Regions from separate parts of the Mus musculus genome. Here region 1 is linked to region 2. The links are chromatin contacts, found by Hi-C or POLR2A ChIA-PET in ENCODE. All regions are on one chromosome and are shown on one strand. The core of a region is the stretch at or near the end of the contact, and the rest is flanking DNA. Distances in the headings are between cores, read along the strand shown.

Evidence for each region. Hi-C counts contacts between places; a loop is a spot of excess contacts on that map. ChIA-PET counts read pairs that join two places held with the same protein, here RNA polymerase II (POLR2A).
Region 1: a map of left cerebral cortex shows a loop between it and region 2 (2.0-fold over the local background). The contact joins the promoter of Kif1b here to the promoter of Pgd in region 2. A Hi-C loop is called at or near these places in 1 of 37 maps with a recorded cell type or tissue (left cerebral cortex). POLR2A ChIA-PET finds 5 or more read pairs at or near these places in 1 of 5 experiments (Patski).

The regions. Positions count from the first base shown.
Region 1 is chr4:149,305,793-149,310,074 of GRCm38, forward strand. Kif1b (kinesin family member 1B) reads right to left here and starts at 1,941. Exons shown (of 49, transcript NM_001290995.1): 1 at 1,637-1,941.
Region 2 is chr4:149,163,940-149,168,091 of GRCm38, forward strand. It overlaps Pgd (phosphogluconate dehydrogenase), which reads right to left and starts at 2,766. Exons shown (of 13, transcript NM_001081274.2): 1 at 2,648-2,766; 2 at 2,068-2,143; 3 at 1,111-1,290. The coding sequence starts at 2,655.

The sequences.
Region 1 (4,282 bases), core at 691-3,190, 140 kb after region 2:
GCGCTCCAACTCCCTCCCAAAAACAAATATATATAATAAATGAAGTTTAAATTAAAGGGCATAAAGAAGGCAGGAGTCACACCATCTCTCCAGATCCTGTGCAGGATCAAAGTCTAGGAAAACACATTTACAGGCTCTCTCTGAAGCCAGTTATTGATCATTTCTAAATCTACTTTAAAACATCAAGATGAGTAATCTTCAAAGTCTCTCCTCAAATAGAACATTAACAACTTCAATTACTTCATAATCAATATCAACTACCACGCTTCTCAAATGAGAACGCAAGCTAAAATTTGGTTATGACTAAGCCGAATCCACAAAATGCCAACCTTTAAGTCCAATATCCACTATAATATCACTTTTAAACAGTTATTCAAAGCTGAACACCACTTTTCTCTGGGTTGAGACAGGCACATCATGACACAAAGCAGCATGCTTAGTGTTGGCAGAACAGCTGCTTGGACCAGAGAGAGCTACATAAGCAAGAGATCTGTTGACAATCTAAATTAGGCTACCTCCAGATTCCACAAAGATGACAACCTGCATCCTCCGAGATACTGCTGCAAGTCTTCTCTGCTACCAGTTTATTCCACTTTCCCTAATCTCTGCACGAAGAGATACTATGCAAATCTATGCACGCCATGCAATACGCCAAGAGCCTCCAATATGGTAAAGTGGCCTTAAACATCAACAGGCCTTCGAGGGCCAAAGCAGCGGTGGATTGCGATGATAAGGACAGAAACACAGAATTTCACCCCAACAAGAATGGAATCTTCAAGCCAGTTTACCCTGAAGGCTCATATAGCAATTCACCAAAGAGAAAAAGTGATTTGGGAGCTCAATTTTGCATTTCCAGTCGGTGAGGGTTTGCGTTGCATGAACAATGACTAGCTTGCTCTGAGTGGCCTCCCAACCCCCACAACTTGGCTTCTGGTGCGGCCAGTCACCCTGAAAGCTGCCAGGGCTGTCACTCGGTGCCTACCAGCAACCGGACTTGGCTCCTAAAGGATTTGTCAGATCATCCTCCCAATATGGCTGCCAGAGTGATCCTGGTCGGCTGAACGTCGAGCCCACACCAGCCTTCCTCCCATCTGGCCAGCATCCAACAAGCCCCCTCCCTCTGCATCGCTTCCTCCGTCCAGCCCTTGCGCCCTCCGCTCTGTCGGATGCCCTTTCCTACCTTCATCGGGCTCAGGGGCATTGCCACATTCCCGGTTGGAACCCTGATGCCAACCACAATAGGGGGTGAGAGAGCAGATGAGGGGGGAGAGATCGGCTGGCTCCTCAGAGCTGCAATGTGCGCACATACGGCGGGACAGCGACCGATCTGCTGGCCCGCGGACAGAGCGGGGCCTGGCAGCCCAGGGGAAGCGGAGGGCTGGTGCAGGGCACTGCAGGGGACCGGCAGGCCGCTGGACCAAAGCCCGGCGCTCGCGGCCGGCCGGCCAGGTCTCTCCACGGAGGGCGAGGCTCCTCACCGCGGAGCCAGAGCCCCGGCCGGCCGCGCCGCTTCCTCGCTTTGCCCCCTCCAGGCCCGTCACCGGCCGGGAGTCCCTCCCGCGGGAGCGGCCCCCTACACCGGCGCCGCGGCACCACCGCCCACCTCGCCTCGGCCGCCCCACCTCAGCCTCCTCACCTCAGCCGCGCTGCGGACAGACGGGCGAGCCGGCCGAGTCAGAAGACGCCGAGGCGCGCAGGGGCGCGGGAGGCCGGGCACCGACGCACCTCAGCGCAGGCAGCGGCCGCCGCGAGCCGCAGGGCGCCGCTCCGCAGCCCCATCACGCGGCCGCCCAGCTCTGCATCGAGGATTGGCGGGAGGCCGGGGCGCGGCTGTGGATGCGGCGGAGGAACAGAGAGAAGCCCGGATCCGAGCTGTCGCCTCCCGGGACCACTGCCGTCTGACTACACCGCGACGCTGCTCGCCAAACTCCGCCCGAAGCCGCCGGCGCGGGACACCGCCCCGAGCTAGAGCGCCGAGCGTCACCTCGGCCCGCCCAGCAACCGAGACCGACGCGGAAGGTGACCAATCGCGATGAAGACCTTGAGACAGATGACCAATAGTAAAGCGTGGCTGGAAGAGGGGGCGGGAGGTGCCGGCGGAGCGACGGAGACACTCGAGCGCCCCCTGGTGGTACGGGAGCCGATGCGGGTGCGGGTGCGGGCGTGCCTGGTGGGCGAAGCCGGTGTCCAGAGTTCCCTCCCGGGTGACCCCCGGAAAGGTGTTAGTGGGTAGCAGCCGCGCCTGTGTAGCCGAATGACCCGCTTCGTAAGGGGACAAAAAGTGGCTCAGTGACCGGGCGGGACTGGACGGTCCAGATGCCATCCGGAGAGCTGGGATTATGTGGGAGCGGCCGAGTGTGGAGTCATTGTCCGTTTAGAAAAACAGCTCAAACGGTGAAGCCACCGAGCCCGGCGCGGTGGGAACGGAACCACGCTCAGGCATGAGTGTATCCAGCAGAAAGCTTCCTAGCCTATTCTTGTCGAACCCCAGCACAACACCTCCCACACGCCACCTTGGGAGAAAAGGAGGAATGAGTAATGGGAAAGCATGACTTAGTGGGCATTCAGCGTCTCCTTGGGAGATGGCGTGCTGGTGTGAGCACAGGAACAAAACGCTTTGTATCGCGCCCAGTGAATGGACTGAGCGGCCTGAGAGAGATGCCCCTAGAGGGGGTTACCAGGGCTCATAAGAACACAAAAGCTCTATGAGCCATGTTTTTTAAAAATCAGATTTAGGTTCAGCTCAAATGAAAAGCCCCACAGACGTTCATAAGCAGCTCAATTCAGTGCTTAGTAAAATATCACAATGACAACCTGCCAATCACACTGCATTTTAAGGTTAGAGGATGTGGTTTGGATTTATTAGCAGAAATTGAAAGTAAGATTTTTTTTTTTCTCTCAACCCTGACTTTAATACAGAATTACTGGGTAGAGAAAGGCCTACACACTAAAACGTGAGAATTAACTTTCTACACTAACGACTCTGGGCAATCACCATGCCACTGAAGTTCCAGACTCCCACTATTCCACATTCATTGGACACTTCTCATTGTGTTTATTTACTTGTTTGTTCTTGTTTGTTCAAGACAGAGGGTCTTGGTAGCTCAGGCTCTCCTGAAACTCACCAAGCAGACAAGGCTGTCTTGAAACCTACAGAGAGATCTGTCTACCTCTGCTTCCTGACTGCTGGGATTAAAGATCCGTACCACTAAGCCCAGCTCTCATTTTCTTTAGAATGTACACTCCACCTTCCCACAAAAGGAGTTGATGTCATTTATTCTGAAACACACACAGAATAGAATTGCTTAAAATATTAGGAGCAACGATTTGAGTGGAAGGTCAGCCTGGGCTACATAGAGAAACCCTGTCTTAAACAAACCTAGATGGCTTAGTGGGTAAAGTGCTTCCGATGAGCTGAGGATCCCAGTGCGGTGTCCAGAGCCCGTGTCCAGGTGGATGGAGAGTGCCTGATGAACACAGTCATCTTCTGACACAGACACACCTTACACCCCCACTGTACCATAACAATAAAGTTTAACAGACATCAATAAAATACCTAAAGCAAGAAGTTGGCATGGAAGTGTGGCTAAGTGGGGTGCGCTTGTTTAGCATGTGGGAAGCCCTGACTTCCGTTCTTGAAATGGAGGAGGAGGAAGAAGAGGAGGAGGAGGAAGGAAAGAGGAAGAGGAGCTGAATCATCAGGGGTAGAGAAGCGCTGATGGATTTGCACAGGAGCAAGAGCTGCTGACATGGACACACTTACGTTTCAGAAAGCCAGGAGAAAGGTCTTCAACCGTCTCGCTATAAAGAAGGAGGCGCTAGAGAGATGGGTCTGCAGGGAAGTGTACTTCTTGCTATGAAAAGGACCAGAGCTCCCAGTACCCACATTTGGGCAAAGCACAACCACCTGTAACTCCAGCTCCAGGGGGCTCTGACATCTCCAAGGACACCTGCACTCCTGTGCACATGCCAACACATAGATAGACTCACACACACACACACACACACACACACACACACACAAGTTTTTTATTGAAAAGATAAATCTTTCTAAAATGTTTAAAGGATATAAATATGCTAAACCCAACTTAAACATTATTCAGTGTTTATGTGTCCAAACAGTATGCCATCCTCATTAATATATACAATTTTAATATCTTCATACATCATAAAGTTTTTCAAAAGAATTATCTATTTTGTGTATATGAGTACACTGTAGCTGTCTTCGGACATACCAGAAGAGGTCATCGGATCCCATTACAGATGGTTGTGAGCCACCATG
Region 2 (4,152 bases), core at 1,516-4,015:
GAACACAGGGCACACACACCCACCCCACCGGGACCCACAAGACTGTCAAAGATAGGCAGACATTAATAGACGACTATTGTTCAAGTGCTATTCCTCTTCACAAATCTGACTGAAATGTCCTTACGGTCCTAGAATTACGACCACCCAGGAATAGCTCCCTGTGGGCCACTACTGGCTCAGTGGGGAAAGCACTGTTGGACAAGCCCATGGCCCAAGCCTGAGGTGCTTGAGAGCCAAAGCAAAGACTGAAGAGAACTGACTCCACAGAGTCGTGCTCTGACCCCCACTTGCATGCTCCCATGACCCCACACTATAATAATAAAATAAAACCCTGGCCCAGTGGGAAGGCTCGGCAGGCAAAGGCACCTGCCATTAAGCCAGACAACCTGAGTTCTTTCCACAAACCACACGGTGGAGGTAGAGGGCCAACTCCGACAAAAAAAGTCCCCGTGACTTCCACATCCAATGTGTCATGCTTACCCCCACACAAATACTAAATATATATATATATATTTTAAATAAGGGCTGGAGAGATAGCTCAAGGGTTAAGAGCACTGGCTGGTCTTGCAGAGGACCTGAGTTCAATTCCTAGCATCCACATAGCAGCTCACAATTGCCCACTAACTCCAATTCCAAGGAGTCTGACTCTCTTCTTCTGGCCTCATCAGGCACTTCAGGTATGTGGTGCAGTTACACACTCAGGCAAACATTCATTTATATAAAATAAAATGAAAAAACAAACAAACAAACAAAAAAACAACAAAAAACCCCTCTCTACAGAGAACACAACTTGGCGGTGATGGCACGCACCTTCAATCCCAGCACTCAGGAAGCAGAGGCAGGGGGATCTCTATGAGTCTGAGCCGCCTGGTCTACAAAGTGAGTTCCAGGAAGGCCTAGGCTATACAGAGAAACCCTGTCTTGAAAAACTAAGAACAAACAAAACAAAAATACTATTCCATAAGTGCCTGTCAAGGCAACCAAGCCTGAAACACTCAAGCACTTTATCAGAACCCATCAGTCTGTACTCAGACACTGAAGACCACCATCTCAGAAGTGAGACAGTTAGAGGGATTTGCGGGCGGCATCCGAGAACCGAGCTGGCCTTACTAATTTCTCGATGAAATCATCCACGGCTTGCCCGGCCTTCACAAGCAGGATGACCCGGCGGGGCTTCTTTAGTTTGGAGACCATGTCCTTTAAGGACTGTGCACCAACCACCTTGGTGCCCTTCGCCTCGTTGGCCAAGAAGTCATCGACTTTGGAGACTGTCCTATTGAAAGCACAGACCTGGAAGGACAAAAGGCCTGTCAGAGGATCTGGCACACACATGACCCTCGGGTGGTAGATGCAGCAACAGAGAAACGTCTACTCTGTCCAAGGTCTAGCGAGAGCTGACCTGCCTTTTCTTTTTAAGTGCTAGGCAATCTCTGCAAAGTCCAGTCACAGCAGAGAGCCCAGGGAAAGGCGGTTGCCACTTGTTGCTTATCAGGTTGAGCCTGTCACTACTACCTGGGTCCTTTGTCCCTGGTAATCCTGGTGTCTAAGCCATGCTACTATTTAGAAAGAACATTCAGAGCCCACAGGCAGGAGGATCCTCTGACCCTGGACTCAGAAAGCTGAGATGAGAGGGCCCTGAGACTCCAGTGTGACAACACTGTGAGACAAGCTGCTGTCTACAAAGAAAAACAATCTCCATGTACCCCAAGTTTTCCTAGCTACAGCTTCCAAGATCTGGGTCCCTTTACATCTATGGTTTTCAACCTTCCTAACGCTGCGACCCTTTAATATAGCCCCTCGTGTTGTGATGACCCCCAATCATAAAACTATTTTCATAACTACGCAATAACTGTAATTTGCTAGTGTTATAAATCATAATGTTGAGAACCACTGCTTTTATATTTATTTCTATCCAAGGAGGCTCTTCCCTTAACTACAGAGGGAGCACGACTAAAGCAGAAATTCTTCTACAAAGACACCAAACAGTGCTTACTGAGTGATGCCTTGGGATCTCTGAAAAACAAATCACAGCTCTCAGCGGGAAGGCAACGTGTCCTCACTACTTACCACAAATCCATGATCATTCATGTTCAAAATTAAGTTCTGGCCCATGACAGCCAGTCCGATCAGTGCAATGTCAGCTCTGAAATGACAAAAAAAAAAAAAAACAATAAAGCAAACACAAAGAAAGGATATTAGTGTTACTTAGTGGCTTTTATTAGGACTGGCAGCCTGCACCCTTCTCGGCTCACACCATGCACCTAGGATCGACCGCACCCTGCACCCCACAGTTCCATGGAAGTTCCTTCTAAAGGGCGTCCGGGCACACGAAGCCACCCATGCCCTGCCCCTGGCCCTGCCCGTCGTTCCTTATGGCCTGGCCAGCACAAGGGGCGTGGGCCGTCCCCGACCCAGCGCGGCCTTCCTTCCCCGCGAGCCCGTCGCAGCCGCAAGCTCCCACGAAGGGGTGGCGGAGCTTGCGCTGGCCATGGCGGGGACCCTGAGGTGCAGGGGTCAGGGCTGCGCGAGGAGACCCAGGCGACCACCGGGGCTGAGGAGAACAGGGAGACAACTGAGCAGAGCCCCGCCATCACCACGCTCAGCCCCGGAAGTCTCCCGGGCCCGACTGCGCGTGTCGGTCACTCACTGGGCCATGGCGGAGGCAGACGAAGCAGAGTCGAGGAGGAAGAAACGCGAAGGACCGAGCGCTCCGAGGCAAGTACAGTGAAGTCCGGCTCCCGGCGCCTCGAGAGGCTTACAGAGACGCTGGCCAATCAGAAGACAGGGGTGGGCCGATGCCCCACGCTATTGGGTCTCTGCGGCGCCTGTTATACCACCTGAGGGCAAACGGACCCGCCCACCCCCGGGGCCCAGATCTGTAGAGCGCCGAGCAGTCGATGGCACCTCGAGCTGGAGAGGAGCGTTTAAAGGGCTTCTTCTAAGTGTTCTAGGAGCGTTTAAAGGGCTTCTTCTAAGTGTTCTAGCGGGACCTTGCACGATGCCTCCCGCTCGTGCGGAAGCTCGGGTCTGCAGCTCGGCGTGAAAGAGAAGACATTAAGGGCTTGGTGCAGCCCTTACCAAGCCCACTGGCGTTTTTGATCCATGGCTGCTGCTTCCCTTCACTGTCCCTCAACTCTGAGGCAGGAGTCAAGTCTGTCCTATCTGTGGGAACCTCAGTGTGTACCATTTTTGCAGGTCAAGAAACAGCGGTGCAAACTAAGACGAGACGGTCAGCAAGTAAAGAGCCAAGCGGGTGGAAGTGGAACCCACTCCGCAAAGTTGGCATCTGACCTCCACGTGCAGCAGTGGCGCGTGCGCCCACTCGCACAGAAAGAGAAAACGAAGCGGAGGAGAGGCTTGAGGGGTTTTGGGGGGGTGGTTTCATAATTATTTATTTTTTGTGTATTGGTTTGCCTGCATGTATGTCCGTGTACCTCGTGCGTGGCCGATACTCGGGGAGGCAAGACTGGAAGTGAGTTCTTCCTTGTGCTTGTAGCGGAACACAAGCACTCTTCTCTACCATTTCCTCAGCCCCACTACAGTTTCCGGCGCTGGAGGTCTGGGGTGCTGTTTCGCCCGCTGGTCAGACACTTTTAGTTTCAATTTACTTTTCCATTCAGACTCAGGTGTTGGTGCGCTGCTTTCTTTTTTCTTTTCTTTTTTTTTTTTTTTTTTTTTTTTTTTTTCGGGGGGCGGGATTTTTTCTCTGTGTAGCCCTGCCTGTCCTGGAACTCACTCAGTAGACCAGGCTAGCCTCGAACTCAGAAATCCGCCTGCCTCTGCCTCCGGAGTGCTGGGATTAAAGGCATGTACTACCACGCCTGGCTAGGTTCAGGTTCTTTCCATTGCCTACTCTCTCTCTAGGAGTGGCTATCATGTCCTTCAATGAATTCCTTTTATCTTTTGTAAGTTTTGCACACAGCACATAGACATAACGCTTGATGGTAAATGAAAAGACTGGCTTGCACCAGCTTCTTGAATTTTTTTCCCTCACTCCAGTACTACGAATCAAATCGTAGGTTTTGAGCATTCTAGACAAGTGCTTTGCCACTGAGCTATATCCCTTGCCTGGCCCTAAGTGACTTTCTGTTTCTCTCTGTGTCTGTATCTGTTTCTGATAAATGCCTAATGTCCCTACTCCTCCAGCCCCCT